Linked DNA regions of Homo sapiens: region 1 is linked to region 2. A link is a loop called in an ENCODE intact Hi-C map of the cell type or tissue named here. Cell type or tissue: adrenal gland. All regions are shown on one strand. Each heading gives the region's core, and the rest is flanking DNA. Links, peaks and the distances in the headings are about the cores only. Region 1 holds the start of GARIN1A (golgi associated RAB2 interactor 1A). Region 2 has its middle 31 kb from the start of LINC01000.

Evidence for each region. Peaks named below come from ENCODE experiments on the same cell type or tissue, not always from the same donor. Only the 100,000 strongest peaks of a DNase experiment are listed, where the experiment ranks them.
Region 1: a loop joins it to region 2, with 2.9 times the contacts of the local background. A loop is called at or near these places in 2 of 110 quality-filtered maps.

Annotation. Positions count from the first base shown.
Region 1 is chr7:128,657,129-128,673,659 of GRCh38, forward strand. It overlaps GARIN1A (golgi associated RAB2 interactor 1A), which reads left to right and starts at 15,164. Exons shown (of 5, transcript NM_001128926.4): 1 at 15,164-15,422. The coding sequence starts at 15,270. LINC01000 (long intergenic non-protein coding RNA 1000) reads left to right here. Exons shown (of 5, transcript NR_024368.1): 5 at 1-3,870. It also overlaps the pseudogene CICP14. RefSeq lists a silencer at 16,026-16,085. In adrenal gland, for the core only: a CTCF peak has its summit at 9,239 (motif pointing left); no DNase peak of the experiment used is centred there.
Region 2 is chr7:128,601,484-128,618,014 of GRCh38, forward strand. No RefSeq gene overlaps it. Among named protein-coding and RNA genes, the nearest start is that of LINC01000, 31 kb to the right of the region's middle. RefSeq lists a silencer at 13,922-14,118. In adrenal gland, for the core only: CTCF peaks have their summits at 7,648 (motif pointing right) and 7,849; no DNase peak of the experiment used is centred there; H3K4me3 peaks cover 291 bases; H3K27ac peaks cover 378 bases.

The sequences.
Region 1 (16,531 bases), core at 4,812-12,811, 57 kb after region 2:
AGGGGCCGTAGGGGGCCCGCTCTGCTGCCTTGACCAGACTCCTGGGCATTGAAGGCTCCTGGGCCCAGTAAGAAGGAGGTGGGTGCCAAGGTTGAGGAGGAAGCATCCGAGTATGTGTAGGAGGAGGACAAGGTGGGACCATAGACTTTGCCAAAAGCTGCAGGTGGATCGGGGGACCCTGGGGGCTCAGGATCCAGCAAGGGGCGGCAGGAGTAAAGGAGGAAGGAATGACAGGTGCAAATACCTTCCCACCAAAGCCCTTGTTGCCCTCTGGCTCCTCCCCAGAGTTGTCCCCACTCTCAGTCGGTCACCCACTCCTTGAACTTGAGATCGGTGTCAGTGGTGCTAAAGCCATCATCAGCAATGACATCATCACCCCCTCCTCCTCATGGATGACCGTGTGCTCCTCGTCACTTGCTATGTCCTCACTGGCCATGTGCTGGGAATGAGCAGCTCAGGTGGGCAGCAGCAGGGCTGCCCACTGGTCACCTCCCTCACCAGGGGCTGCAAAGTGGCCTGGAGCTCCATACTGAGTAGAAGGCTTTGGGCCAGAGTATGATGCAGTGCCAGACACCACCTGTGTCAGTTCCCGTAGTGCCTGACGGTCTATTTCCCTGCCGTCCAGGCTGTGTACCCCACTGTGGGAGAAGGCTTGGGCCAGGCTAAGCCAGGTTCCCTGACTGTGTGCAGCCATTCTGCCCCACAGAAGCTGCTCCTTGGTATCCGAGCTCTGGAGTGTTTGGGCTGCAACTGACAGGAGTTCAGAGGACACCCCAGGGGCAGTGGCAGTGCCCGTCTCTGATATTCTCCGCTCCCACGAGCCCTTGTTACACTCCTGCTAGCCCCTGGCTTGTGGGCTTGGCCTCTGAGCTGGACTTCTTTCGGTCCTTGTTGCAAGTGGGCCACCTTCACCTGGAAGGCCAGGTCGTGGTATTTCTGCGTCTCATTGGGCCCCAGGGTGTACCACCGCTTGCTCAGCATCTGGCTGACGGTCCGGTTGTCCTGGTTGGGGTGACCCTGGTGCGCCCTGCCAGGGCCTGGTGCCGCTTGCTGAAGATCATGACCGCCACTCATGGGCCACCGGATGTGGTCCTTGTCCCATTTGTTGGGGCTGCATCCATCCTTCTCAGAAGATGAGTCCTGTTCCTTGCGCAGGGCACTGAGGGACTGGGCCTGACATCATCTGGCTGGTAGAGGCAACTGGGTGTCAGGAGACATGATGGAGAGGAAAGCATCATCATGGTCATTCTCTGTCTCACTGTCCAGCAGGGACTCCCCTGAGGGGCCCAGGGCTCCTCCTCCATGGTGGGAGGTGAGCTTTTACCAGGTTCCACCACCCCCAAAGTGTGTGGGGTTGCGGGCCCTGGGCTTTCAGGGCAGGTGGCTCCAGGGGGCCACCCAGGGTCAGCACTCCCTGTCCCACCTGGTGGACACTCATGAGCAACAGCTGCTGACTTGGCAGGTTCTTTGCTCTGGTTGGAGGCCACTGAGTGACTGGCAGGTTGCTGGACCTCACATAGCTGCAGGGAGGGGTCAGGAAGGGGACAGAGTACCAGGAGAACACAGCCACAGAGCAAGGTTCCACGTTCCTCCACACAAACATGCTGACGCCACTGGAGGCCTCGCTGGACGCAGACATCAGGGGCCTGTGGGCCAAGTACATGGTCTGGGCAGGGGGTTCCTGGCAGGGGCTCACACCTCCTCAGCCCCCTCCTCAGCCAAGGCAGCTTGGACCCACGGAAGTGGGGATGGAAGGGGAGCATGAGGCCAGGCCTCAAGTTTTTGTTTTTGTTTTTTTTTTTTTTGAGATGCAGTTTGGCAGGCTGGAGTGCAGTGGTGCGATCTCAGCTCACTGAAACCTCCACTTCCTGGGTTCAAGCAATTCTCCGGCCTCAGCCTCCCATGTATATGCACCTTTACTGCTGAATATTATATATTTTCTTATGCTTTCATGTGATTGATTAGCATTCTTTTTTTTTTTCTTTTTGAGACAGAGTGTTGCTGTCGCCCAGGCTGGAGGGCAGTGGTGTGATCTCGGCTCACTGCAACCTCTGCTTCATGGTTTAATTGATTCTCCTGCCTCAGCCCCCTGAGTAGTTGGGATTACAGGCACCCGCCACCACACCTGGTTAATTTTTTGCATTTTTAGAAGGCGTGGGTTTTTGCCATGTTGGCCTGGCTGGACTTGACCTCCTGACCTCAAGTGATCCACCCTCCTTGGCCTCCCAAAATGCTGGGATTACAGGCATGAGCCACCACACCCAGCTGCTTTCTTTCATTTTTACTTGAAAAACTCCATTAAGCATTTCTTTTAAAGTAGACCTAGTGGTGGCTCATACCTATAATCCCAGCACTCTGGGAGGCCAAGGTTTCAGGATCGCTTGAGCCCAGGAGTTCAAGACCAGCCTGGGTAACATAATGAGACACCATCTCTACAAAAAATGCAAAAATTAGCTGAGCATGGTGGCACGCACCTGTAGTCCCAGCTACCTGGGATGCTGAGGTGGGAGGATCACTTGAGCCCGGGAAGTCACAGCTGCAGTGAGCCATGATCGCACCACTGCACTCCAGCCTGAACAACAGTGTGAGACCCTGTTTTTTATTTTTTATTTTTATTTATTTATTTTTTAAAGACATAGGTAGCTAGAGTAATACAGAGATGAAAGGGAGAGTATTCACACACGCTTCTTAAAATAGAAATTACTAAATTTTATTTTACTTAAAATAAAATTTAGCTGTGAGGATTCTCCACAAGGCTGCTCATGACATGGCAGATGGCTTCCCCTTGGGTGGAATGACAGGAGGGCGAGGGCCAAGGTGAGGGTGGTACGGAGAGAGAAAAAACTACCAAGATGAAAGCTGCAGTGCCTTTTATAACCTAATCTTGGAAGGGACATATCACTACTTGTGCCTTATCCTTTCAGTCACACAGACCAACCCTGATATGTTATGGATAGGGACTTGGAGACTGCTCCAAAGACCAGGAGGTGACGATCACTGGGGTCCTCTGGGAGACTGGCCACCACAGTTGCCTTTTCCTTTTCAGGTCACTTACAAGGGTCTTTGTTGCTATGGAGGTGGATGTGGGCATAATCAAAGGGTACATGTTGTACAGGCCTTTATTATACAAACCTCTACAATAAAACAATAACACATCACTGCCAAGACAGTTATACAGTGTTAAATTGGAATGGAAAGGAAGGAATCAGAATTTCATGTGATAGAACACTTAAAAGTCTGCCTGTGCACATGTATGAATATGCATTAGGGAGAAGTAAAAGAGTGACCTGAAAATCTTCCTAAAGTAATATTATCTAGAAAGTTTGAGAGGTTTAACTGTGGCTAACAAGATTTCCTGAAGATAAAATGTTCCTGGGGCCTTAATAGTTACAAGAACTTTACCAAATCAAGAAAGCAAATATATAGGAGTCTAAAAATTATTTAGTTTTGCATATTCATTTCAGAGTACCAATTATGATTTTATTTCTTTTTAATTTTTAAAAGTTTAGAAAAAAAACGAGAACCAATTACAATGTTAAAAGGAAACAGGAAGGATAGATTTGGGGCCAATTATATTACTGTTTGGGTTTTTGTTACTATAAAAATGGAAATATTAAAGATTTTAAAAAATGAGTGGTAATAGAGTACAAATCTGCAAATGATGAATCAGCAATTATATTTTTATACCAAATGGTATGTTTGTGATATTGATATAGTATTAATGCACTGTGAATTTATTTATTTATTTTGAGATGGAATCTTGCTCTGTCGTGCAGACTGGTGTGCAGTGGTGCGATCTCAGCTCACTGCAACCTCTGATATGGTTTAGCTGTGTCCCCACCCAAATCTCATCTTGAATTCCTATGTGTTGTGGGAGGGACCTGGTGGAAGGTCCATGAATGATGGGGGCAATCAATTCTTTCCTGTGCTGTTCTTATGATAGTAAATAAGTCTCACAAGATCTGATTTTTTTTTTTTTTTTTTTTTTTTTTTTTTCCAAGACAGAGTCTCACTCTGTCACCCAGGCTGGTGTGAAGTGGTACAATCTCAGCTCACTGCAGCCTCTGCCTCCCGGGTTCAAGTGATTCTCCTGTCTCAGCCTCCCAAGTAGTTGGGATTACAGTTGCCTGCCACCATGCCTGGCTAATTTTTGTATTTTTAGTAGAGAGGGGATTTCACCATGTTGGCCAGGCTGGCCTTGAAGTCCTGACTTCAGATAATCTGCCTGTCTCAGCTTCCCAAAGTGCTGGGATTACAGGCGTGAGCCACTGTGCCCAGCTGAGATCTGATGGTTTTAAAAAGAGGAGCTCCCCTGCATGAGATCTCACTTTTTGCCTGCTACCATTTATGTAAGATGTGACTTGCTCCTTCTTGCCTTCCATCATGACTGTGAAGCTTCCCCAGCCATATGGAATTGTAAGTTCAATTAAACTTCTTTTCTTTGTAAATTACCCAGTCTCGGGTATGTCTTTATCGGCAGCATGAAAACGGACTAATACAGTAAATTGGTACCAGGAGTGGGATGTTCTGAAAAGATATCTGAAAATGTGGAAACGACTTTGGAACTGGGTAATAGGCAGAGGTTGGAACAGTTTTGAGGGCTCAGAAAAAGACAGGAAAATGTGGAAAAGCTTGGAACTTTCTAGAGACTTGTTGAATGGCTTTGCCAAAAATGCTGATAATGATATGGACAATAAGACCCAGGCTGACGTGGTCTCCGATGGAGCTGAGGAACTTACTGGGAACTGGAGCAAAGGTGACTCTTGTTATGTTTTAGCAAAGCGACTGGCAGCATTTTGCCCCTGCCCTAGAGATGTGTGGAACTTTGAACTTGAGAGAGATGATTTAGGGTATCTGGCAGAAGAAATTTCTAAGCAGCAAAGCATTCAAGAGGTGACTTGGGTGCTGTTGAAAGCATTCAGTTTTAAAAGGAAAACAGAGGATAGAAGTTTGAAAAATTTGCAGCCTGGCAATGCGATAGAAAATTGCATTTTCTGAATAGAAATTCAAGCCAGCTGCAGAAATTTGCATAAGGAAGGAGGAGCCAAATGTTAATCCCCAAGACAATGGGGAAAATGTCTCCAGGCCATGTCAGAGGCCTTCACGGCAGTCCCTCCCATCACAGGCCCAGAAGCCTAGGAGGAAAAAGTGGTTTCATGGGCTGGGCCCAGGGTCCCCAAGCTATGTGCAGCCTGGGGTTTGGTCCACTGCATCCCAGCTGCCCCAGCTGTGGCTGAAAGGGGACAATGTAGAGCTCGGGCCCTGGCTTTAGATGGTGCAAGCCCCATGCCTTGTGGTGTTGAGCTTCCATGTGGTGTTGAGCCTGCAGGTGCACAGAAGTCAAGAATTGAGGTTTTGGAACCTCCACCTAGATTTCAGAAGATGTATGGAAATGCCTGGATGCCCAGGCAGAAATTTGCTGCAAGGGTGGGGCTCTCATGGAGAACCTCTGCTAGGGCAGTGCAGAAGGGAAATGTGGGGTCGGATCCCCCACACAGAGTCCCTACTGGGGCACTGTCCTCCAGACCCAGAATGGTAGATCCACTGACAGCTTGCACTGTGTGCCTGGAAAAGCCACAGACACTCAATGCCAGCCTATGAAAGCAACCAGGAGGGAGACTGTACCCTGCAAAGCCACAGGGGCAGAGCTGCTCAAGACCATGGGAACCTACCTCTTGTATCAGCATGACCTGGATGTGAGACATGGAGTCAAAGGAGAACATTTTGGAGCTCTAAGATTTGACTGCCCTGCTGGATTTTGGACTTGCATGGGGCCTGTAGCCCCTTTGTTTTGGCCAGTTTCTCCCATTTGGAATGGCTATATTTACCCAATGCCTATACCCCCATTGTATCCAGGAAGTAACTAACCTGCTTTTGATTTTACAGGCTCATAGGTGGAAGGGACTTGCCTTGTCTCAGATGAGACTTTAGACTGTGGACTTTTGAGTTAATGCTGAAATGAGTTAAGACTTTGGGGGACTGTTAGAAAGGCATGATTGGTTTTGAAATGCGAGATCATGAGATTTGGGAGGGGCCAGGGGCAGAATGATATGGTTTGGCTGTGTCCCCATCCGAATCTCATCTTGAATTTCTGTGTGTTGTGGGAGGGACAGGTGGGAGGTCATTGAATGATGGGGGCAAGTCTTTTCTGTACTGTTCTTGTGATAGTGAATAAGTCTCATGAGATCTGATGGTTTTAAAAAGAGGAGTTTCCCTGCTCAAGCTCTCTCTCTTTGCCTGCTGCCATCCCTGTAAGATGTGACTTGCTCCTCCTTGCCATCTGCCATGATGTGAGGCTTCCCCAGCCACGTGGAACTGTAAGTCCAATTAAACCTCTTTTCTTTGTAAATTATCCAGTCTTGGGTACGTCTTTATCAGCAGCGTGAAAACAGACTAATGCACTCTGCCTCCTGGGGTTCAAGCAATTCTCATGCCTTAACCTTCCAGGTAGCTGGGACTACAGGTGTGGACTACCATGCCTGGCTAATTTTTGTATTTTTGGTAGAAACAGGGTTTTACCATGTTGGCCAGGCTGGTCTTGAACTTCTGCCTCAAGTGATCCACCTGCCTCGGCCTCCCAAAGTGCTGGGATTACAGGCATGAGCCACCGCACCTGGCCTGCACTGTGAATGTATAATCCCAGTGATTAGATATGGATATTAATGTTATTCATTTCCTTTTTACCTTATTTTATGTTTGTTTTTAATAATAATAATTTTGTAACATTTGAAGATATAAATATCCTTAAATACTTTTACAGTCATGTTAAAAATTCTTCGGATTTCAAAAACAATGAAAAAATTGATAATGCATTTGGAAATTGTAGAAATATGAGAGAGTCCTAATTTTGAAAATGAGGCACTCTGATACAGGTCAGTTGTACAAGGACATGAGTACATTAGTACTTTGATACCTTCATGTTTGGCAGTTATAGTCAGGTACTTCTTTTATGAATTTAAAATTAGTAATTTATTTTATGACCAACTTCAACTTTTCAGGAGCTGTTATTGTGAAAGTTTTTTTGCTACTATGAGTTTTATCCAGTCAGAAACAGGAACCAATTGTAAACAATTACTTCTATTGCTGCAAACAATTTTTAAAAACCTGCCAAATATGCAATGCCTTGCTATTCAAAAGAAAAAAAATTCATTGGTTTAACTCCATAGTTTTTTTGTTTTTGTTTTTGTTTTTTTGAGATGGAGTCTTACTCTGTTGCCCAGGTTAGAATGCAGTGGCACCATCCTGGCTCACTGCAAACTCCACCTCCCGGCTTCAAGCGATTCTCCTAAGAGTAGCTGGGATTACAGGCCTGCGCCACCATGCCCAGCTAATTTTTGTATTTTTAGTAGAGACAGGGTTTCACCATGTTGGCCAGGCTGGTTTTGAACTCCTGACCTCAGGTGATCCACCCACCTTGGCCTCCCCAAGTGCTGGGATTATAGTAGTGAGCCACTGTGCCCCAAAAGAAAAAAAAATTTCAAATTTCATACCTTAAAAATTATCTCCTTTATGAGATAACACCTGTGGAAAGAAAAAAAAAAGAAAACATTATTTCCTTCAAACTAACCTGGTAAAGTTTGGAAATACTATAAATCCTCAATATTTAAAACAGTGTAGTACCAGAGTGTGAATAGACAGATGAAAGCAATGTAAAATAAATTCTGAAATTGGCCTATTATAGTTAAGACTTTTGATTATGAGAAAGGTGGTATTGTCCTCATGAATCTCAATGAGGCTTAAACTGACCAGCCTATTTAATAGCACAGCCTTCCACCACATCCATCCCCAACATTCCTGGTCCCCCTCATCCTGTTCTTCTTTTCTTTCTATAGCACTGACCACCTCCTAACACACTATGCGATTATTTATTGTGTTTTTTTAATTGTTGGAATCCCCTCGCATAAACGTAGCCTTTTTATTTTGTTCACTGATCTATCCCAAGCATCTAGGAAAGTGCCTACCATATATAGTAGATACTTGATAAACATTTGTTAAATGAATGAATCTCAAATCAGTGGTGAAAGATGTAACATCCTATACAATAAGTGACACTGGACAATTGATAGCCATCTGGGGAAATACAGACAACCACATTGGTTCTAGACTTTACATCACACACCAGGAAAAAATCTAGATGGATTAAAGGCTTAAATAGAAAGATAACAACCGTAAAAGTCATTCAGGAAACCATGGGGAAATGATTGTATAACCTTGGAATGGGGAAACTTTGTCAAAATATCATACAAAAATCCAAAAGCCATAAATGAAAATATTGATAAATTTAACTACCAAAAGAAATTCCACAAGGCAACAACACAGTAAACATATTCAAAGACAAATAAAAAACTAGGAAAAAATGACAACTCAGTCTTTGCAATATAAAAAGATTGCCTATAAAATAGATAAGAAAAAGACTAATAGCCTAATAGAAAAATTGGCAAATGTTATGAATTAAAAATTCATAGAATAAAAACCAATGAGATAAATGAAGAGATGCCCAATTAAAATTACATTGAGATATCATTTTAAAAACTTTCAGCCTGATAAGTTCAAAAGCTTTATGACATACTGAGATGGTGGATTTATGAGAAGCACAAACTCTCAAACATTGTTGGTGGAAATTTAAATTTGTATACTTGTTATGAAGTTCATCACAGTAGTATCCATCAGCATATACACTCTTCTTTTAAAAAAAATATTTATTTGTTTTGAGACAGGGTCTCACTCTGTTGCCCAGGTTGGAGTGCAGTGGCGTGATCTTGGCTCACTGCAACCTCTGCCTCCCAGGCTCAAGTGATCCTCCCACCTCAACCTCTTGAGAAGCTGGGACCAAAGGCATGCACCACCATGCCTAACTAATTTTTTGTATTTTTTATAAAGATGGAGTTTCACTGTGTTGCCCAGGCTGGTCTCAAACTCCTGGACTCAAGCAATCTCACCTCAGTCTCCCAAAGTGCTGGGATTATAGGCGTGAGCCACCACACCCAACTCATATACATCCTTTCACACAGCAATTCTACTTTCAAGAATTTTTTCTTGTTACCAGACAGGATTAGCTAGGTTAAGTTGAGGTAATAAACAATCTCAAAACATCAATGGCTTAAAATTACAAAGGGCTTTTAAAAATGTCTCACTAGTGCCATGGAAAGACTATCCTTAAAAAAGTATCTCAAAAATATGTTTAAGAGAAAAGAGCAAGTTGAAAAAAAAATAGTGCCATTAGTCGTTACATCAGTGTACATCTAAGCTGCCATCTGGTGGTGGTTTTCTTCCTCCTGAAGAACTCTTAGTGTTTCTCGTAGTTCGGGTCTACTGGAAACAATTTTTCTCAGCTTTTATTTGTCTGAAAAATTCTTTTTTTTTTTTTTTTTTTGAGATGGAGTCTCCCTCTGTCACCCAGGCTGGAGTGCAGTGGCGCGATTTTGGCTCACTGCAACCTCCGCCTCCCGGGTTCAAGCGATTCTCCTGCCTCAGCCTCCTGAGTAGCTGGGATTACAGGCACGCGCCACCACACCCGGCTAATTTTTGTATTTTTAGTAGAGATGGGGTTTCATCGTGTTGGTCAGGCTGGTCTCGAACCCCTGACCTTATGATCCACCCACCTCGGCCTCCCAAAGTGCTGGGATTACAGGCATGAGCCACCGCACCCAGCTGAAAAATTCTTTAGTTCCCCTCAAATTTTTTTTTTTTTTTTTAGAGATGGGAATCTCAACATGGTGCCCAGGCCAGGTGGGACTTGAACTTCTGGACTCAAGCAATCCTCCCACGTCAGCTTCCCAAGTAGCTGGAACTATAGGGATGCACCATGAACTACTAATTTAAAATAAACTTTCTCCTTTATTAGTATTTTTTAGTAGAGACGGGGTTTCACCATATTGGCCAGGGTGGTCTTGAACTCCTAGCCTCAAGTGATCCATCTGCGTCAGCCTCCCAAAGTGCTGGGATTACAGGTGTGAGCCACCACACCCAGACATTCATCTTTATTTTTAAAGGACATTTTTACTGAACATAAAATTCTCTGAGTTGGCAGTTTTTTCTTTCAGCAATCTTAAGATGTTTATGCCTTCTGGCTTCAACAGTTGGAGCAAGAAGATTGCTGTAATTCTTATCTTGGTTCCTCTGGATATTTTTAAGGTTTTCTTTCTATCAGCAATTTGATTACGATGTGCCTCATAAGGATTTATTTGTGTTTATCCTGCTTGGGGTTTATTGAGCTTTGTGGACTTGTACATTTATAGTTGTCACTACAGTTGGAAATTTTTAAGCCATTATTTCTTTAAATACGTTTCTATCTCAAGAAGTACAGTTATCTCCAAATGAGCGTCATCTACATGTCCACAACTCTGATCAGACCACTCTTAGAGCCAGTAATGATTATTTTAATACCTACCATACTTTGTGTATATTTACTCCTCAGTAAATATTTGTAGAGCTGCACATAGGGAATTTCTTTAACACCTTTAAAGTTTATTTATTTAAATAAGAAATACATGCCCATGGTAAATATTTCAAATAGTACAAAAATATTTCAAATAGTACAAAAAAGGAGGTATTCTGTGAAAAGTAAGTCTTTGTTTCACCAAAGATACCAATCCCTGCCCCCTCCCCGTCCTAAGGCCATCACTGTTAGCATTTCCTTTTTTCTCCTCCCAAAATTGTCTGTGCATGTTCAAGTATATATGGATATATATCCTTGTGCTAGCATACTATATACACTGTTCTGCATCTTTTTAAAGTTTAATAATCTTGGCGATCATTCTATATCAGTACATATAAAGTGGGCTTTTTATGAATGGCCTAACATTACATCATACAGATGTATCATAATTTAATTAAGTGGTGCCCTGTTGGTGGATATTCAAGTCGTCTGGTCTTTTGCTATTGCAAATAATGTTGCAGTAAAGTAAAATGTAAAATAAAAGTAAATGTCTTACTTACTTAAAAACCTATTTTAAAAGTAAATGATGGACTTTAGGAGGTTAAGAATTAAAAATTAATAAACATATAAATAAATGAGGTACTCTAGCACTTGGGGTCATGCTGATGTTCTTGTCATCTAAATTTTTGGTTTATATGCTGCAAACATTGTCAAAGAAATTTCCTATTTCTTTTACAAGGAAAAGAGAAAAACATGTCAAGAATAGGGAGTACTATTATAAGAAAGCAAAAGTAACAACTTTGAAGGTTTGAATTTCTGGTGTTACAAACTTTGTATGCTAAAAAGATAAATGTTAGTTTCCACTTCTAATGATCAAGTCTTAGGAAGATATAAGCCAATAAGATATAAGCTGCTTCTGATGGTACAGCTTCAGGGAAACACCAGTGAGAAGCACGTGTCTCCCCTGATGAGAAGAGAAGTGCTAGGAGATTGAGCCTCAGTCACAGGCAGATGTGTGTCTTGACAGCCACGGTGTGTGTCTTGAGAGTTTAAAAGATGTGAAAGAATGATTTGACCCATTGGCTTGCTCGCTGAATAAGCACCAAGGCAAGAGAGCCTGGTAGTTGTCCTGCATAGTCTAGGAAGGACATTCTGAGAAGGATAACTAATACTTCATCCCTCTTCAACTTGATGCAACCTGAAGAGCAAGTCCTTGGGTGAAAGTTTCTTGTCCGGTACCAAAGATAGGAGATAGCAGGTAAAGGGAACAAGTTGGTACCATGGCAATGGTGTCCCAGTAAATTTTTATTTTGTTTTGTTTTGTTTGCAAGAACAGTATGGGATAAACAATAGCAAATATACAGCCTTGGTTTCCCCAAATCCTACAATCTCAGTGCAGGAAGGTCATCTTCAGCAGTCAGCTCAGAATAGCCTCAAGGGACATGATGTCTACAGCTTCTGGCTTCAGAATAATGTCCTATTACTGTCAAGTGGCACCCCCCACCATTTCTTCAAAGGCTGTGATAAGTTTTGCACAGATGAGGGCAGCAGAAAGGAGGTAGTTGCTGCTAGACACCATCCTTCTCTGTATATTCCACACTGACCTTGCTCTAGGCAAAGGCCCCCACCACAAAAACAATAGGGTCACTGTTGAACACCAGCTCTTTTTTTTTTTTTTTTTTTTTTTGAGACGGAGTCTCGCTCTGTCGCCCAGGCTGGAGTGCAGTGGCGGGATCTCGGCTCACTGCCAGCTCCGCCTCCCGGGTTCACGCCATTCTCCTGCCTCAGCCTCCCAAGTAGCTGGGACTACAGGCGCCCGCCACTACGCCCGGCTAATTTTTTGTATTTTTAGTAGAGACGGGGTTTCACCGTTTTAGCCGGGATGGTCTCGATCTCCTGACCTCGTGATCCGCCCGCCTCGGCCTCCCAAAGTGCTGGGATTACAGGCGTGAGCCACCGCGCCCGGCCCTGAACACCAGCTCTTACACCTACCTCGCTGATGCCTGGAATGGAAAAAGAAGTGCCGATTTTCTTTTTCTTTCTTTCTTTTTTTTTTTTTAGACAGAGATTCACTGTGTGGCCCAGGCTGGAGTACAGTGGCACAATCTTGGCTCACTGCAACCTCCGCCTCCCGGGTTCAAATGGTTCTTTTGCCACAGCCTCCTGAGTAGCTGGGAATACAGGCGCATGCCACCACACCCAGCTAATTTTTGTATTTTTAGTAGAGACAGGGTTTCACCATATCGGCCAGACTGGTTTCAAACTCGTGACCTCGTGATCCTCCCTCCTTGGCCTCCCAAAGTACTGGGATTAAAGGTGTAAGCCACCACACCCAGCCAGAAGTGCCAATTTTCATACATCCAACTGGGAAGTGATCTGATGTTGGATTCTTTTTTCTTTCTTTTTTTTTTTTAGGTGGAGTTTTGTTCTTGTTGTCCATGCTGGAGTGCAATAATGGTGTGATCTCAGCTCACTGCAACTTCCACCTCCCAGGTTCAAGTGATTCTCCTACCTCAGCCTCCCGAGTAGCTGGGATTACAGATGCCTGCCACCACGCCCGGCTAATTTTTTATATTTTTAGTAGAGATGGGGTTTCACCATGTTGGTCAGGCTGGTCTCCAACTCCTGACCTCAGGTGATCCACCCGCCTCGGCCTTCCAAAGTGCTGGGATTACAGGTGTGAACCACTGCACCTAGCCCTTTTTCTCTTTTTAAATATACAATTTTAGGATCCCTTTTTTTTTTTTTTTTGAGATGGGAGTCTCATTCTGTCACCCAAGCTGGAGCGCAGTGGCACAATCTCTGCTCACTGCAACCTCTGCCTTCTGGACTCAAGTGATCCTCCCACCTCAGCCTCCCAAATAGCTGGGACCACAGGGCGTGCCACCACACCCGGGTAATTTTTGTATTTTTTGTAGAGACGAGGTTTTACCATGTTGCCCAGGCTGATCTTGAACTCCTAAGTTCAAACAATCCACCCACCTTGGCCTCCTGAAGTGCTGGGATTACAGGCGTGAGCCACTGCACCTGGCCTTATAATACTCTTTATTGTAAATTTCATATGACCAGTTGATTCTTACCAAAAGCTTTTGTTGATTTTTGTCAAACGCTGATATTTCTAGCCAACCTATGATTGCAACTGACAAGCAAGTATAGTTCTGACATGAATATTGGTTGATATTTTGATTTACATTAATGAGCAAGGCAAAAGTGAAATAACAAAGTTGTGTATTGGAACTTTACTCATTTGTCAATGACGTGGGCAACTTCTTCGCTAAATTAGGTAAGTCTTCAAATACTGGAAGGCTATTTTCTCAGATTTTTCTATGCCCAAAATATAATAGCTACAGACACATCTTTAAGTTTAATCTGCATAATTAACATTTTCTCTATCACTTTAGTTTAGACAATCAACAGAACAATAAATCAAACCCTGATTTGTAGCACTTGCTGATTTCAAGCTAGCTAACAAGATGAAGTTCCTGAACACACCCTGGGAAGAGATATGCAGCAGCCCACCACTGTATACTGTTTCTTTTCTTTTCTTTTTTTTGAGACAGAGTCTTGCTTTGTCGCTTAGGCTGGAGTGCAGTGGCACCATCTTGGCTCATCACAACCTCCACCTCCCAGATTCAAGCGATCGCCCTGCCCCAGCCTCCCAAGTAGCTGGACTACAGGTACCCACACCACACCCGGCTAATTTTTGTAGTTTTAGTTGAGACGGGGTTTCACCCGTTGACCAGGCTAGTCTCGAACACCTGACCTCAGGCGATCCACCCACCTCGGCCTCCCAAAGTGCTGGGATTACAGTCATGAGCCACCAAGCCCAGCCAAGTTTATATCATTTAAGTTTTAAAGGCTGGGCTTGGTGGCTCATGACTGTAATCCCAGCACTTTGGGAGGCCGAGGTGGGTGGATCGCCTGAGGTCAGGTGTTCCAGACCAGCCTGACCAACATGGAGAAACCCTGTCTCTACTAAAAATACAAAATTATCCGGGTGTGGTGGTGCATGCCTGTAATCCCAGCTACTCGGGAGGCTGAGGCAGGAGAATTGCTTGAAGATGGGAGGCGGAGGTTGTGGTGAGCCGAGATCACGCCACTGCACTCTAGCCTGGGCAACAAGAGCAAAACTCTGTCTCAAAAAAAAAAAAAAAAAAGTTTTAATAATTGCTGTGTTTAACAACTGGTTTGTAGCATTCCTGAAAATGTAACAACCAGCTCTCGTGACCTGTTTTGGTCTGGCTCCAGCATACAACTGTGCCACTGCCTTCTCCTTTGCCCACTGTTTCCAAATAAATAAGCTTCTCAGTTTAGTTAACAGGTGTCCATTTCTTTAAAAAAAAAAAAAAATCTCCTTTTCTCCCATGAGATGGGGTAGGGAAGATGAACTCCCTTTTTCCTATCCTTAGACTTCCCTGGGCAGGTGAACAAGTCCCATGGAAGTTTGGTGAGGGGCTTCAAGGGGAGCCAAGAGGATTAAAGCCTGTATGTTCCCGAGAGCCTTCCTTGCATCTGGCCAGCTCACTGCTGCCTTGGCATAACTTTGGGAGGGTCATTTTTTCCATGTGGGGTAAGGCTGAATGTTTACAAAGTGGAATAGGCTGCATTACTGCTGGTTTGTAGTTGGTGGAAAGAGGGAGAAAAGAGCCTGGCACATCCTCTGTCCTTCCTCTTCTTTTTTTTTTCCCTTTTCTGTTGTCACCATCACATTCCTTGATGTCATTCCTGCCATTGTGAGCTGACAGGCCCTCCCAGCCCTGGTGGACAGCCCGTAAGTAAATGGGGAGGAAATGCTGGGGAGGTGGGGGCAGATCACATCAACATCCTGGCATTGGGCTGGGTCGGCGTGGAGCCCCAGAAATGTTCCCAAGCCCATTCTTACCAAGAACCAATGAGTAAAATCAGGGGCCTCCCACCTGAGGTCAGGGAACCAGGCCCTGGAGTGGAACTTGGGGTGGAAAATGGCCTTCTTTGTCAACTGATTCATTCTCCAGAATTCAATTTGTTCTCCAACTCGGTGGTGTTTGAAAGCAACTTTATCCAGGTACCCTCGTGGAGCTCAGGGCCAGCTGTCTTTCTGTTTCCAAAACCTGTTCCTAGGGGTTGGTTAGGAGATGCTGTGGCCTTTTAAAGCCCTGGGGGAGGGGGGGGCGGGGGGACAAAGAAGCCACCAAAGCTAGAGAAAACCAGAAGGTCTGGGTCCCAAGTTCACCTCCATTTGTGCCTACCGTATGATAGAGCTACCTGCAGGTCATCTGTTCTAGGGAAATTGATTTATGCTTTACAAATGAGAGATCAGAGCTCAGTCTCCAGGCAGGGTTCACAGGCCCTTTCTGGGCCACTTGTCCAAAGTGGATGGTTACAGGGAATGAAGGTTGCTGTTAGAAACTCTGCTCTGAAATCCATCCTCCTCAGTCTGGGATGGTTTAGAAACAGCCTTGTTTGAAAGCAAAGACACTGGGTAAATAGGTGTTGCCCAGATCCTACCATTCCCTAAAAGGATGGTGGTGACATGACCAATGGAAGTGAGCCTGGGATGGGGCCACTGGGAGTGGAAGGTGGTCGTTTTCGTAAGTATCAAGTCTTAACGCGGGTGCTGCCTGCCTCCCTCTAGCGGTCTAGCCTGAACCCATGCTCCTGCGCAGGAGAGCATAACCAGTTAATCAGCCAGTAAGCACACACTAAACATCTACTGAGTGCAGGGCAGGAGGTGCAGAGAAAAATCAGAGTGTCCCTGGCCAGGAAGCCTATGAGTTTGGTTTACCTGTTATTTGGTAACTGTCTAAGCAAGCTCTATGTCAGAGAGCTTGGGCCAGCTGATGCACCAGGCATGACTGCAGAGAGCAGGTGCTGGGGGCATTCATTCAAGGCATTCTCTCTGGACTTTGGCAGTTGAAGAAGGCTTTCCAGAAGGGTCTTAAGCCATTCTTTGAGAGACTGCTGAGATTTTGGTAAGTGGAAGAGCAGCGGGGAGGATATCCCAGACAGAGGGGCTTCAAAGTACCTAAGGAAAGGCAGGGAGGCTGGAATGCAAGGTCTGCAAGACACAGACCCATTCAAATGGAATGGGAAAGTAGCCAGGGGTTATAGGAGAGAAGGTGGGAACAGTTTGAGGTGGGTCTTGGGCTTAATTTGGAGACTCTTCACAGAGCA
Region 2 (16,531 bases), core at 3,358-11,357:
CTACAGCCTCAACTGCTTGGGCTCAAGCCATCCTCCCACCTCAGCCTCCCCAAATAGCTGGGACTATAGGTGTATGCCACCACACCCGGCTGATTTTTTGTTTGTTTGTTTGTTTGTTTGTTGAGCAAAGTCTTCCTTTGTCACTGAGGCTGGAGTGCAGTGGCATGGATCTCGGTTCAGTGCAACCTCTGCTTCCCGGATTAAGCAATTCTCCTGCCTCAGCCTTCTGAGTAGCTAGGATTACAGGTGCACACCACTGTGCCTGGCTAATTTTTGTATCTTTAGTAGAGACGGAGTTTTACCATGTTGGCCAGGCTGGTCTTGAACTCCTGACCTCAAGTGATCTGCCCGCCTTGGCCTCCCAGAATGCTGGGATTACAGGCATGAGCCACCACACCATGCCCTGATTTCTTTTGTAGAGACAGGGTTTTGCCATTTTGGCCAGGCTGGTCTGGAACTCCTGAGCTCAAGCTATCAGCTCACCTTGGCCTCCCAAAGTACTGCGATTATAGGCATGAGCCACTGCACCCGGCTGAGAAAGTTCCCTATTCTGAGTTTGTTGATTGTTTTTTTTTTTTTTTTTTTTACATAATGAAAAGAGTTTTTTATTTCAGAGAAATTTTGTTTTACTGTTTCTTTGATTATTTCATTTCCTCTGTTCTTTTCTCTAGAAAGCCATTAGATAGTTTCAGGGTCTCTGTGCTATTCATGTTTCTTTTCTTTTGTGCTCCATTTAACCTTTTGTTTTATCTTCTGGGAGATTTTCTTATTTTCTTTTCTTTCTTTTTTTTTTTTGAGACTGAGTCTCGCCCTGTCACCCAGGCTGGAGTGCAGTGGCGCGATCTTGGCTCACTGCAACCTCTGCCACCCAGGTTCAAGTGATTCTTCTGCCTCAGCCTCCTGAGTAACTGGGACTATAGGCACATACCACCACACCCAGCTAATTTTTAAAAACATTTTTAGTAGAGACGGCGTTTCACCGTATTGGCCAGGCTGGTCTCGAACTCCTGACCTCAGGTGATCCACCCGTCTCGCCTCCCAAAGTGCTGGGATTACAGGCGTGAGACACTGCACCTGGCCTCTTCTGGGAGATTTTCTTGACATTCTCTTTTAGGTTACTGGCTGTGTATTCAGCTGTGTCCATTTTGATATTTAACCCACCTATTAAATTTTTAAACTTTGATAATCATATTTTGTCAATTTGATTATTCGTGTTCTTTACTTTTTTAATTTTTGTAGCTACAGTATCTTTTTGATCCTCTCTGGACCTATTTTATTTTTTTCATCTTAAGAACCTTTAATACAGTTATCTAAATGCAGAGTTTCAGTTTATGAAATGAACCAAAGCAGTTTGTCATTTCATACTATAAAATATTGAAAATCAAGTGCTAAACTGATACTTTAGTTTTAAAGTTGTTTATTGAATTATCTGTTAACTCTTATGAGTAGGTATTGTTTTTTTGTCTTGGATTTTTCCTTTTGTGCTGTTGGGGTTGTCTTGAAAATGTATTTAGCTTAGCGGAATGAGGGATTAGAGTGATTAGTATAGGTTGTTGGCATGGATTTTTTTTTTTTCTTTTTGGTAACATAGTCTCTTTGTTTTCCAGTTTTGCATTTCTAGATTTTAACACAGGACCAGGCACAGAGGGTCACATTTAATGTTGAATGAATGATCAGTTACAGCATTTTTTTCTCTAACGGATCTGAGCATTGTCACATGAGATCCCTATATTGTGTAGTACCTTTTACCTTTTGAAAACATTGTTTTCATTTTCATGAGGATTTTCTGCTTCCCGACTAAGGAATTTCCTAACTGCCTACGTCCTCAGTTAACTTTTGCATTTTTACTTATCAATGAGCTATTTATATGTGTATTTTTACAGAAAGCTTTAATTTGGAAACATCACACTGAATCACTTTCTAACACCCTTAGTTTGCTGGAAGACAACTTAGAATCAGAAATAAGCATATTTAAACCCATATACCATATATCAAGAAATCTGTAAAGGGCCCTTAGTTTGCTGGAAGACAACTTAGAATCAGAAATAAGCATATTTAAACCCATATACCATATATCAAGAAATCTGTAAAGGGCCTTTTAGATCCCTCTTCTATGGGATCTGGCAACACAGAGCCATTCCTACAACTCCCAAAAGCAAATCTCTATCCAGCACAGACAGACCCGGGTAGGCTGATGATCAATAACCAGTGGAGGGGTATATTTGCTGCATAGGAATAAATGCTAACCTTAGATAGTCTATGATTCCCCTTTGTCTTCTCTATTTCTCTGTTGGTATCTCATTGTTTGTATTATATTCAGAACTTGCATTATGGGTAATTAAAGTCCTTTGGAACGTGCTTTAAGTTTTTGAGGCTTTTCTTTACCCTTCTAGTGTATTGGAGTAGAAATGCTTATACTGCAGCATGGTGTTAAGGAAAGTGCGCACACTGTTTTTTGTTTATGGTATTCCACGGAAATTAAGTGCACACACTTTGAACTTCCTAACTGCCTACTTCCTCAGTTTACTTTTGCATTTTACTTATCATTGGGCCATATATATATGTGTGTGTGTGTGTGTGTGTGTGTGTGTCTTTTTTATTTTTATTTTTATTTTTTTTGAGTCAGAGTCTCACTCTGTCATCCAGGCTGGAGTGCAGTGGTACGATCTCGACTCACTGCATCCTCTGCCTTCCAGGTTCAAGCGATTCTCCTGCCTCAGCCTCCCAAGTAGCTGGGACTACAGGCATGCACCACCACACCTGGCTAATTTTTTATATTTTTAGTAGAGATGAGGTTTCACCATATTGGCCAGGCTGGTCTTGAACTCCTGACCTCGTGATCTGCCTGCCCTGGCCTCCCAAAGTGACAGGATTACAGGCATGAGCCACTGCACCCGGCCCTATGTGAGCTTTAATTTAGAAATATCTCACTAAATCACTTTCTAACACCCTCAGTTTGCTGGAAGAAAACTTAGAATCAGATATAAGCATATTTAAACCAATATACCATATATCTAGAAATCTGTAGAAGTGTTTTTTAATCATTTGATTCTTTTTTTTATTTTTTTTATTTTTTATTTTTTGAGACGGAGTCTTGCTCTGTCACCCAGGCTGGAGTGCGGTGGCATGATCTCTGCTCACTGCAACCTCTGCCTCCTGGGTTAAAGCAATTCTCCTGCCTCAGCCTCCCGAGTAGCTGGGATTATAGGTACCTGCCCCCACGCCCAGATTATTTTTTTTGTATGTTTAGTAGAGACGGGGTTTCACCATGTTGGCCAGGCTGGTCTTGAACTCCTGACCTCATGATCCGCCCACCTTAGCCTCCCAAAGTGCTGGGATTACAGTCGTGAGCCACTGCACCCAGTCTAATCATTTGATTCTTATTGGCTCTTATTATAAATATAGTTCAGACAGTCATTTGTATAGAAACACATTGTAGGGCCGGGCGTGGTGGCTCACGCCTGTAATCCCAGCACTTTGGGAGGCTGAGGTGGGCGGATCATGAGGTCAGGAGATCGAGACCATCCTGGCTAACACGGTGAAAACACCATCTCTACTAAAAAAAAAAATTCAAAAAATTAGCCGGGAGTGGTGGCGGGCGCCTGTAGTCCCAGCTACTCAGGAGGCTGAGTCAGGAGATGGTGTGAACCTGGGAGGCAGAGCTTGCAGTGAGCCGAGATCGTGCCACTGCACTCCAGCCTGAGCAACAGAGCAAGACTCCATCTCAAAAAAAAAAAAAAGTAAAAATAAAAAATAAAAAAATAGAAACACATTGTAAAAGGAGAGGATTGTAAAAGCAATCAAATGATAACTGAAGGAAAGAATGCTCGTATCCTAGTGCATTATAATACTTGAGGTTCATAATGATGACCCTTAATTAGTAAGGAAAGATTGGATTTGCTGCATCCTAGAGTAGAGAACATTTTTAGTTATTTGGAATTATATAGACTTGGCACTCCCCCCGAGACCCCCACCGCAAGATGGAGTCTTGCTCTGTCACCCAGGCTGGAGTGCAGTGGTGTGATCTCAGCTCATCGCAACCTCCACCTCCCAGGCTGAAGCGATTCTCCTGCCCCAGCCTCCTAAGTAGCTGGGATTACAGGCGCCCACCACCATGCCCGGCTAATTTTTTTTGTTTTGTATTGTTTTTTTTTTTTTTTTTTTTAGTAGAGATGAGATTTCACCATGTTGGCCAGGCTGGTCTTCAACTTCTGACCTTAGCTGATCCACCTGCCTCAGCCTCCCAAAGTGCTGGGATTATACGCCTGAGCCACCGCACCCAGCCTCAAATGATAAACTTTTTTTTTTTTTTTTTTTTTGAGACAAAGTCTCGCTCTGTTGCCCAGGCTGGAGTGAAGTGACACAATCTTGGCTCACTGCAAGCTCCGCTTCCCAGGTTCAAGCGATTCTCCTGCCTCAGCCTCCCCAGTAGCCGGGATTACAGGCGTGCACCACTGTGCCTGGCTAATTTTTTGTATTTCCAGTAGAGATGGGATTTCACCATGTTGGCCAGGCTGGTCTTGAATTCCTGACCTCAGGTCATCCACCCGCCTCGGCCTCCCAAAGTGCTAGGATTACAGGCATGAGCCACTGTGCTCAGCCTCAAATCATAAACTTTTTAAAGGTTTATCCCTGACCCTCTAAATTAGGTTATGTGCCTTGTTATATGCTCTTTTAGCACTTCTCCTAATTGTGATTGTGTATTTATTATATGATTGTTTATTCAACAGTTTCTTTCAACAAATATTTACCAAGTGTTTAGTAAATCTTCTTTTGGATTGTAAGCTTCATTAAGGCAGAGTAAGGACTGAGTCTGTGGTTTCTCCTGGCCATGTGCACCTAGCACCTAGCACAGTGCTTAGACATAGGGAGTACTTAATAAATAGTCATTGAATGGATACATTAAAATGGCGTTAATAATGCTGCCTATCTGATAAGGCTGTTGTGAGCCTTCAATGAAATCGTGTGTAGGAAGTGCTAGTTTGCTCACAGGTTGGTGGTAACAGTCTACTGTGGTCATTGAGAGCAGTTATTGTGGACACAACCCACAGTTCTTGTCACCCCACCCACTAGCTCTGTGAACCCACATAGGTACTTAATATCTCTGATTTTTATTTTATTTATCTGTAAAATGGAACTAATAATTACAACCACCTTATAGGACAGAGTCTTGGCTCTGTCACCCAGGCTGGAGTGCAGTGGTGTGATCTCGTCTCACTGCAACCTCCGCCTCCCAGGCTCAAGCAATTCTCCTGCCTCAGCCTCCTGAGGAGCTGGGATTACAGGTGTGCACCACCGTGCCTAGCTAATTTTTGTATTTTTAGTAAGATGGGGTTTTGCCATGTTGGCCAGGCTGGTCTCAAGCTTCTGGCCTCAAGTGATCCACCTGATTTAGCCTCCCAAAGTGCTAGGATTACAGGTGAGCCACCTGACCCAGCCTCCTTATAGGATTTTGTAAGAATTAACCTGTGACAATGACAGTGAAACATTTAGGTTACAGTAACTTGTTGAATAGATGGTGGTTATACCATTGTTAATAATGAGTAAGAACAGTAATCAAAAGAATATGTAGAAAGTATCAGAAGAAATTCACTTGTGGAAATGCTGTATTCTCTGATGAGATAGTCGTACTGTATTTTTACTATTCCATGATCCTCAGAATATTGAATATTTTCTACTTACGTCTGTGATGGGTCATACTTTGTTAGCTGCAGTTTTACCTTGTTTTAAAAAGTACTATTAGGCTAGGCGTGGTGGCTCACGCCTGTAATCCCAGCACTTTGGGAGGCCGAGGCGGGCGGATCATGAGGTCAGGAGATCAAGACCATCCTGGCTAACACAGTGAAACCCCGTCTCCACTAAACATACAAAAAATTAGCCAGGCATGGTGGCGGGTGCCTGTAATCCCAGCTACTTGGGAGGCTGAGGCAGGAGAATGGCATAAACCCGGGAGGCAGAGCTTGCAGTGAGCCCAGATCGCGCCACTGCACTCCAGCCTGGGTGACAGAGCGAGACTCTGTCTCAAAAAAAAAAAAAAAGTACTATTGAGAATATAATATAATTAACCTGAATAGGTTAATAACCTGAATAGGTTAATTATATTATGGAACCTAAACCATATAAATTTAAAATGCCTTAGAATGCCCAGTCAGCAAGTGACAGTATTAGAAATCAACCTGGATTTTAGACCGCTGTGTGTTCATGGATAATGTTTGTGTGTTTAGGAGACTATTCTGAATAGTGTTTCACAGTCCTTTACGTGCATCCCCTTGTGCATTGGATGCTTCACTAGCCTTTTCTGACTAAAGCATATGAAAATACAAGTGAAAAAGGCAAGTTATTACAGGAATAACTTTTCATTTTCTCTAATTTTCATATTTTAAAAATTCATTTGTAAGCATTTGATACTTTAAACCTGTTTACAGGAACTTGGTATAAACCACCATGTCTAGCCCTTTGTCTCATATTTGAATTGTTTTACTTTCTTCTTGGCCACGTGGCCCTGACTTCTCACTTTCATAAGAAGGGGTTTGTATTGTGGAGATACAAATTATGGAGTTGTTTGCATTAATACAAGTGTTTGTGGAAAAAGATGCCAAACTTTCCTGTGATTGGTAATGCACCTTTATTGTAGGCTCAGCAAAACAGTCCCTCATCTACGGGATCTGGCAACACAGAGCATTCCTGCAGCTCCCAAAAACAGATCTCCATCCAGCACAGACAGACCCAGGTAGGTTGGTGATCGATAATCAATTGAGGGGGATACCTGCTGTGTAGGAATAAGGGCTAACCTGTGTAGTCTGTCATTCTTCTCTGACTTCTCTGACCACCTCATTATTTGTGTGTATTATATTCAGAACTTGCATTATGGGTATTTAAAGTCCTTTGGAAGGTGCTTTAACTTTTTGAGGCTTTTCTTTACTCTTCTGGTGTATTGTAGCAGAAATGCTTATGCTAAAGCATGGTGTTAAGGAAAGTGCACACTTTTTTTTTTTTTTCCTACAGTATTCCACAGAAGAAAAGTACCTACACTTTGAAGGCCTCTAAGTTCAGATTCTGGCACTGTGGCCTAAGTTCAGATTCTGGCCTGGGCCTCAGTTTTTCTTAGTACAAATCATCTGTGAAAATGTGGTTGATTCTCATGATCTCAGACAGTGTATACGAAATGTTTATTAGTAGTGTACTTGTAGTAGGCTTTCAATAAATGTTAATTCCCTAATTTATGAAAGTAGTTAATGTATTCCTTTTCCTGCTTACTTATTTATACCTGGCTAAACTTCTCTCAGATGTGAGATACCAACATGGTTTACTCCTTAAATTGTGTTCAGAAACTCTTTAATTTAGGGAGTGTTCTGAACATTTGAGGATTGTATCTGCAAAGGATGGTGGCTATAGCTTCCATTTTGTAGTTTTGAGTATACTGGGTTTTCTTGAAGCCTCTTTTGATACTGTATATATTATCTTCAAGACAGGATCGTTGGCAATCTAGGAGAATTTCTTAAATCTCAAGAGGTATACAACTCCCTGGAGCACATTTGAATTTTATCTAAATCACCAGCTCTTGTACAGTTCAGTTAGATAGTTGAGCACTCAGGTAGCTTCTTCTCTTCCCTTCTGATTGCTCTCTGTTTCCACCAGATGGCGCATTTGTTCCTTAGAGAGTTGTGTCAAGTCTCCTGTGAGATCGTTTTCTATTCAAAGTTAGTTTCATTTCTGGAGTAACGTGTTTCTACATTGTTCAGTGCACAGTAGTGAGAATTCATACATTTGATTCCAGAATTAACATGTATTTGAAGTGTAGGTGTAGTGGGACGTAAGGAACCCAGCAGAGGACTTGAACAATGAGATGAGACAAGCAGATTTCATTTCTTAAGCCATGTGATTCTAGGCCATTTGTGTGAGCAAGTGCTTTTTTTTCCCCCCAAGAAAGGTAACGAGAAGAGTGTGATGACATATAACATGTTGAGACTAATCCTAAATTTGTTTTACCTTTGTCTCTGTAGTCCAACCTCACAATAGAAAAAATATCTGCACTAGAAAACAGTAAGAATTCTGACCTAGAGAAGAGGGAGGGAAGAATAGATGATTTATTAAGAGTAAGTATTAAAATTTGGTAAGATATTTTATAGCAAGCACCATTTGTTATATATATTTGGATTATGTACATATCATAGAAGTAATTACTATAGCCAAATAACAATGAAATAATAAACATTTGGGTATTTTTCTTTAATTGAGGGAATCTGAGTAGGAACCAGGTTCCTGCATTCTAAACACTACCTTTAAATTGGAAATCTTATACTGTAGTATTTTAATGATTGAATTTATATTGGAGAAATAGATATGTGGAGTGTTATATTTCATCTAGAACTGTGGGAATAAGTATAAAGTGTTGTTTTCCCATTCCAGAGAAATTATTTTAATATTGTTGAATTTTATAAGCTATTTCAAAGGACTTTTTAGCCCATTTTGCTTTTTGTACCTTTTATAACCTACTCACCCAAACTTTTTTGTGCTTACAAAAGAAACCTTTAAAATGCTTCATCTGGAATTAAATAGATATCACTAGAAAATACTTTATCAATATATTTTGAACATGCAATTTGGCATGACTGACTCATAGTTTTTAAAGAGTAAAAAGGGCCGGACATGGTGGTTCACACCTGTAATCCCAGCACTTTGGGAGGCCAACGCAGGTGGATCACTTGAGGTCAGGAGTTTGAGACCACCCTGGCCAACATGTTGAAAAGAAACCCTGTCTCTACTAAAAAAATATAAAACATTATCCTGGTGTGGTGGCAAGCGGCTGTAGTCCCAGCTACTTGGGAGGCTGAGACAGGGGAATTGCTTGAGCCTGGGAGGCGGAGGTTGCAGTGAGCCGAGATTGCGCCACTGCATTCCAGCCTGGGCGACAGAGTGATACTTCGTGTCAAGAAAAAAATAAGAAAGTAAAAAGGACCGGGCATGGTGGCCCATACCTGCCACTTTGGGAGGCTGAGGCAGGAGGATTGCTTGAGATCAGGAGTTTGAGACCAGCATGCATGACACAGCAAGACCCCATTTCTATAAAAGAATACAAAATTTGCCAGGCATGGTGGTGTGTCTGTGGTCCCAGCTACTGGGAGCCTGAGGTGGGAAGATGCTTGAGCCCAGGACCTCTAGGCTACAGTGAGCCAAGTTCACGCTGCTGCGCTCCAGCCTGGACAACAGAGCAAGACCCTGTCTCAAAAAAAAAAAACCATTATACATGCTCTTTACAAAATACAGAAAAATATGTCACTCATAATTCCATTAATTGGGATTAAACATTTGGTACATTTTTTTTTTCAGTAATTTTGAGCTGTTTGAAGTAGATATGTGTGTGTATATATATATATACACACACACACACAAATGAATATATACATAAATGTTACTGATTTACGAATAACATTGGCTAGCATTTTTCTCTTCTCTAGTGATTTAGAAGGTATAGGTTTGATCCTTATTTCTGCTAATGTGGTAGTTAATCTGACTCTTCAGGGTCCTGAAACCTCCAGGGCTACTGTGACACAGCAAGATGGGGATCGGCAACCTTGCCTTTGTCAGTCTTTCTTATTAGGCTTTGGGTACAATTTTGTTTGAATATATGTTTAATAATACAGATTATAAAAGTCACTGTACTCATGATGATCTGACCTCCAAAATTTTTTTACTTGTATTATATTTCTGTACTTAATAAAAACATAAGGTAAAATAGTGTATTTTGACTCCTTTTTATATAAAACCTGGAATTCAGCACATAGCTAAACTAAGTCTGGCCTTTATTAGTAAAGTCTGGTGTGTTTATATTATTATTAATTTTTTTTTTTTTGAGACAGAGTCTTGCTCTGTTGCCCAGACTGAAGTGCAGTGGCGTGATCTCAGCTCACTGCAACCTCCGCCTCCCAGGGTCAAGCAATTCTCCTACCTCAGCCTCCTGAGTAGCTGGGATTACAGGTGCCCGCCACCATGCCCAGCTAATTTTTGCATTTTTAGTAGAGATGGTGTTTCACCATGTTGGTCAGGCTGGTCTCGAACCCCTGACCTTGTGATCCACCCACCTCGGCCTCCCAAAGTGCTGGGATTACAGGCGTGAGCCACCGCGTCCAGCTATTATTATTAATTTTATATATTTATTTTGAGACAGGATCTCACTCTGTCACCCAGGCTGGAGTGCGGTGGCGCAGTCTTGCAAGCTGTGCCCTCCCCAGTCCCCACCCGATGTGATCCTCCCACCTCGGCCTCCCAAGTAGCTGGGACTATAGGCATGTGCCACTACATTTGGCTGTTTATATTATTAATCAATTAATTTTTTGAGACAGAGTCTCACTTTGTCACCCAGGTTCAAGTGATTCTCCTGCCTCTGCCTCCCAAGTAGCTGGGATTACAGGCATGCACCACAATGCCTGGCTAATTTTTGTATTTTTAATAGAGATGGGTTTTTGCCACATTGGCCACGCTGGTCTCGAACTCCTGACCTGCAGTGATCAGCCTGCCTTGGTCTGCCAAAGTGCTGGGATTGCAGGCGTGAGTCACTGCGCTCGGCCTATATTATTATTATTAAATTACCATTTTTACTGCTATATATGACACTAAGTTCTTATGTATAGAGTATAGGCAGAGGCAGCTTTATGACCAAATTCATAGTCATTGTTAGACTGGTTTATTCAACTGATTTCAAGGCTTATCAACAGTATTTTTTTTTATTTATAGTTCTTGTTTTATCTGTTGATGGTGGTACATTTTTAAGTGATTATTTTTCAGCAAGGATTTGTCAGTGTTAAATTTTCTCTGCCTTGCAGACCTGAGAATTCTCTCTTTTGCCCTCCCATGGAAAGACAACACTGTGTGCAGGATTTTTGTGTCATAACCCCTTGTTCTGTTTGTTCTGCTTCTCAAATATAACACACATTCTCTCTCTCTGTTTCTCCTTCAGTTTTTCAAGCATTTTGTATTTCAGAGAGGTTCATGACCAAAGCAGCAAACACCATAATTTGTTAAATATTACCCCAGGGTGTATCTATATGTGGGTTTATATATTTTTATTTGGAAAATGTGTGATTATGTCTAACTATGCTTTTATCCCTGTTTATATTGGTTTCTTCTTGACTCTTAGCTTGAATCTCTGATTTCTCTCCTTTATTTCTAACATGTTATGTCTCATTTTAATATGATTGCCCCTTTCTTCTGAGTCTCATTAAACACTGTCTTCCATATATTTCTGGCATTTACTGCAGCTCATGTGAATTTTGATTTTATTGTTTACATTTTTATTTTTTGAGACAGTGTCTTGCTGTCGCCCAGGCTGGGTGCAGTGGCACCGTCATGGCTCACTGCAGCCTTCATCTCCCAGGCTCAAGTAGTCCTCTCACTTCAGCCTCCTGAATAGCTGGGACTACAGGCATGTGCCACTGTGCTTGGCTAATTTTTTTATTTTTTGTAGGAACAGGGTCTCACTATGTTGCCCAGGCTGGTCTTGAACTCTTGGGTTCAAGCAATCCTCCTACCTTGGCCTCCCAAAGTACTGGGATAACAGACGTGAGTCACCGTGACAGGCCTATTATTTACATTTTAAATTTCCCTGCTTTTTTCCCTCATCTAATATACTTTCTTACCCCATCCTGTATATTCTCTAGGGTTTTTGGTTCCTATTTCCTAGATATCATGTCTTTTTGCATTTTATGAAATATGACAAGAAGTATTCTAAAATGTTCTTTTGATTTCTGTGGGTGATAATTTTCATTGTTTTCAAGCTGATTTTCTGTATTCCTTGGGCCTATTTTTGTTGTTGTTGTTTTTATTTACTATTGTTATTTTTATTTCCTTTTCTCCATCTTTGAATGAGGAGACCCATATGTAGTCTCAGCACTGTGTTGTATTTTTCATTGTTCGGATATGTATACTTGCATGGAGTTGCTCTTATTCCTGTTTTTATTCATTTGGGTGCTGGTTGAATTGCCATCAAAGATTTATAATGAAATGGTTTGTGGGTGTAAAAAGCTCCTTGCCAAATTCCAGTATCTGTCAGGGTTTTGTACAGAGAAGCTCTGCTGTACTGAGAAATAATTGTGGGCGTGCCTTTCTCCATCATCTGACTCTTTAAGATTGAGATGACAGAGTATGAGAAAAACTTGAATCCTAACCTGGTACTGCTTTAGGAGTTTTAAAAAAATGTTTGCTTATGTTTTCTAAGAAGCAATATGTTTCCTTCACTCACCACTGCCCCTTCTACTCTGTCGTCTTCAGACTGTTGCAGTCTTTATTTGTATGTAGAGCAGTACTAAAGGAGTAGATAAATAAAAAAGGAAGACACCGAGGGCAGCTGCCTTGTTTTTAGGTTGATTAGAACTTGTGCTTCTAGAAGATCTAGAGGATCAATAGTGAGGGAAAGACTGCATGTCTTGTATATTCTTTCAGACATCATTCATTGAATTTTGCCATTTTAGTAAGATGTTGGGTATGGCTGCATTGGGGGCTACTAGCCATCTGCTTTTTTTTTTCTTTTTTTTTTTAATTTAAAAAAAAGGACACAGTGTCTTGCTCTGTCTCCCAGGCTGGAGTGCTGTGGTGCAATCACAGCTCACTGCAGCCTCGACCTCCCAGGCTCAAGCAATCCTCAGCCTCCCGAACAGCTGGCATCAGAGGCGCATGCCACCACACACGGCTAATTTTCAAAATTTTATAGAGACAAGGTTTTGCCATGTTGCCGAGGCTGGTCTTGAACTCCTGGGCTCAAGTGATGCTCCTGCCTCGGCCTCCCAGAGTGCTGGGATTATAGGCATGATCCACGCGCACCAGCCACCAGCTGTTACTTTAAACATGAACTCCTCGAAGACATTAGCGTCAGAAGCCACAAAAACTTAGAATTCTTAAAATTTTAAATAACTGCCAAGAGGTTGATTGATTTCATACATTTGATTATAGATTTCAAGGGAACACTCACCTTATGAGTAGACTGGGTTTTCCATAAACATTAAATGATCTTTGCTTGGTAGATTCTTTAGTATGAATTTGGTAATCACACTTACCCAAATGTAGTTACACTCTGCCTTTGATAATATGGTTCTGTACAAAAACTAACAGGAAGACATTATGCTATGGGGAGAGGAGAAACATTTGGAGACAGAAGCTGTTTCTCATGGGTTACTTTAAAAATGATGCTATATTATACAAAAGAAATGATAAAAATTTTTAATGAAGCTACAAAGTCTCAAAAATTGAGTATCGTGTGATATCTTCTGTTTGTGGTTTTTAGTATTTTAGAAACACCTAACAGGTTTTTCTTTTTCATAATTTAAGTGAGTTTTTATGAGGTAACATTATTTGCTAGAAGAGCTGAGATCTTTTTTTTTTTTTTTTTTTTAACACAAAAGGACTAAATTCAGGACTTGCTAGTCAAATTCGTCCTTGGGTTAGTGGTTCTTTCCTTCTCTGTTATTGCAGGAGGCTTCAAGTTTTTAGTCCACACTGTAGGCTTCTGACCACAGCTAAATTAGCTGTGTATTTACATTCTGGCATTCTTGAACCAGGACCTTGTTTGTTTGTTCTGTCTTTTGTGGGCATGGGCGTGCCTGGCTTCTCTGGTGAGGAACATTTATGCAAATTTATCTTTCTTAAATACCACTAGAAAAAGAACAAAGCAAACATAAAATTCAGTAATTTTTTTGTATGTGCTTAATCACTCTTTGTATTTTAAACATTCATTGTAGTTTATTTTTTTATTATTTTATTTTTTGAGATGAAGTCTCACTCTGTCACCTAGGCTGGAGTGCGGTGGCGTGATCTTGGCTCACTACAACCCTCGCCTTTGGGTTCAAGCGATTCTCCCGCCTCAGCCTCCTGAGTAGCTGGAATTACAGGCTCCCGCCACCACGTGTGGCTAATTTTTTTATATTTAGTAGAGATGGGGTTTGACCACGCAGGCCAGGCTGGTCTTGAACTCCCGACCTCAAGTCATCTGCCTGCTTTGGCCTCCCAAAGTGCTAGGATTGCACGCATGAACCACGATTCCCAGCTTTAACATTTTTTAAATTATTATTTTGTGATAGCTTAGGTGTTTGTGATGACAAGAGTAGCTGTAACTGGTTATTGGCAGGAGCAAAATATGATCAGTAGAAAAAGATGCCCAAGTTAGTAATTCAGTTTATCATTTATAAATAGATGATATGTTATGAGAGAATAAAGGAATGAATTATTTACTTTTTCTAAGACATAGTTACTTCTTACCTGTTTGAACTTTAATTTTGCTTTTGATAAAACAACATATAGAAATGATTTTTTTTTTCTCTCCCTAGAAACTGCTTTTCCATTAATCTTCTTCCTTGGAGCTAATTAAAAATTTTTTTCTCATTGAAGGCCAACTGTGATTTGAGACGGCAGATTGATGAACAGCAAAAGATGCTAGAGAAATACAAGGAACAATTAAATAGATGTGTGACAATGAGCAAGAAACTCCTTATAGAAAAGGTCAGTGAATAATGTTGGTCTAAACTCTGTATCCCAAGATACTCAATGTGTGTCATTGTGTGGCTTCTTATTCCTTACTTGAGATGAAAATATTTAAAATTAGAGCTTTTTAGGAACATGATTTGACAATTAGAATTTTTTCCTTGCGTGGACACCAGACCAAGCATCCAGAGTGTTAATTTGGGATACGCTTTGTTGTTGTGCATTGCTTTGAGTGTGATATTGAACAGAGACAGCTTGTCCTAGTTGAATTTATTTGGGGTATTGCTCTCCTAAATTCTTATATTCATTCTATCAATTGAAGTGAGTATCCTATTACTATTAGAATCATTAACAATAGTTGCATTTTTGTTTCAGAGATGGCATTTAGAATAACTTATGTATATAATAATGTGATAATTAATGCTTTGTGCATTAAAAAATTAAAGTTGTCATATACCTGTATATGATTACTTAACTGGCTGATGTCCTGTTTATTATATTCATTGGTTGATTATCACTTACCTCTGTTAATAGGTATTAGTAACTATTAGAAGTTTTTTTTTTTGAGGCTGAGTCTCGTCCAGGCTGGAGTGCAGTGGCATGATCTCAGCGCACTGTAGCCTTCGCCTCCCAGATTCAAGCGATTCTCCTGCCTCAGCCTCCTGAGTAGCTGGGTTTACAGGCGTGTGCCACCATGCCCAGCCAATTTTTGTATTTTTTTTTTTTTATACTTTAAGTTTTAGGGTATATGTGTACAACATGCAGGTTAGTTACATATGTACACATGTGCCATGTTGGTGTGCTGCATCCATCAACTCGTCATTTAACGTTAGGTGTATCTCCTAATGCTATGCCTCCCCACTCCCCCCACCCCACAACAGGCCCCGGTGTGTGATGTTCCCTTTCCTGTGTCCATGTGTTCTCATTGTTCAATTCCCACCTATGAGTGAGAACATGCGGTGTTTGGTTTTTTTGTCCTTGCGATAGTTTGCTGCGAATGATGGTTTCCAGCTTCATCCATGTCCCTACAAAGGACATGAACTCATCATTTTTTATGGCTGCATAGTGTTCCATGGTATATATGTGCCACATTTTCTTAATCCAGTCTATCATTGTTGAACATTTGGATTGGTTCCAAGTCTTTGCTATTGTGAATAGTGCCACAATAAACATACATGTGCATGTGTCTTTATAGCAGCATGATTTATAATCCTTTGGGTATATACCCAGTAATGGGATTGCTGGGTCAAATGGTATTTCTAGTTCAAGATCCCTGAGGAATTGCGGGGTTTCGCCATGTTGGCCAGGCTGGTCTTGAACTTCTGACCTCAAGTGATCCACCCATCTCGGCCTCCCAAAGTGCTGGGATTACAGGCGTGAACCACCATGCCTGGCCAGCTCTATTTCTTTAAGCCTACATGTTTTGCACTTGTTAAAAGTATTTGAACATACAATTACTCAGCTTCCCTTGTTTATGCTTGAATTTTGTATAATCTTAAATATTTTTTCCAATCTAAGCTTTATTTTATCCCGTTTCTTCTATATTTGTATAACTTTAGGTAGCTATCTTCATTGGAAGTTTTTTCTCAAAAGCCTTAAAATAGAACATAGTTCTTGGCAGCAATTTGAAAGTTTTTTGAGGAGAAGGGGAGACTTACAATGATGATTCAAATGAAGTAAACTAAAAAGTAATGAAGCAAGACGGAGGAAAAAGCAGTATTCACTTGAGCACATCCCAAAAGAATAACATTTCAAATGTAACTAGAAGAAAGTATGCTGAAGTTCGCAATACAGAAATAATTATTAATAAGATAGCTTTAAAGCCCTGCTCAGCTTTTGAATGTTGGGAATTGACCCAGAGGTAGCTGTAACCTAAGATGGTTCCTTCAGTAATGACCATTTTTTCTTTTTCAAGATGATGATTATTCCCCACCTTCTAAGAGACAAAGACCAACGAGCCACCACAGCCACCGGTCCCAGAACCCGCCAATGCTGGGGAACGGAAAATGAGGGAGTTCAACTCTGGTAAGTTCTCAGCGAAATCCACAACCTTTTCCTTTAT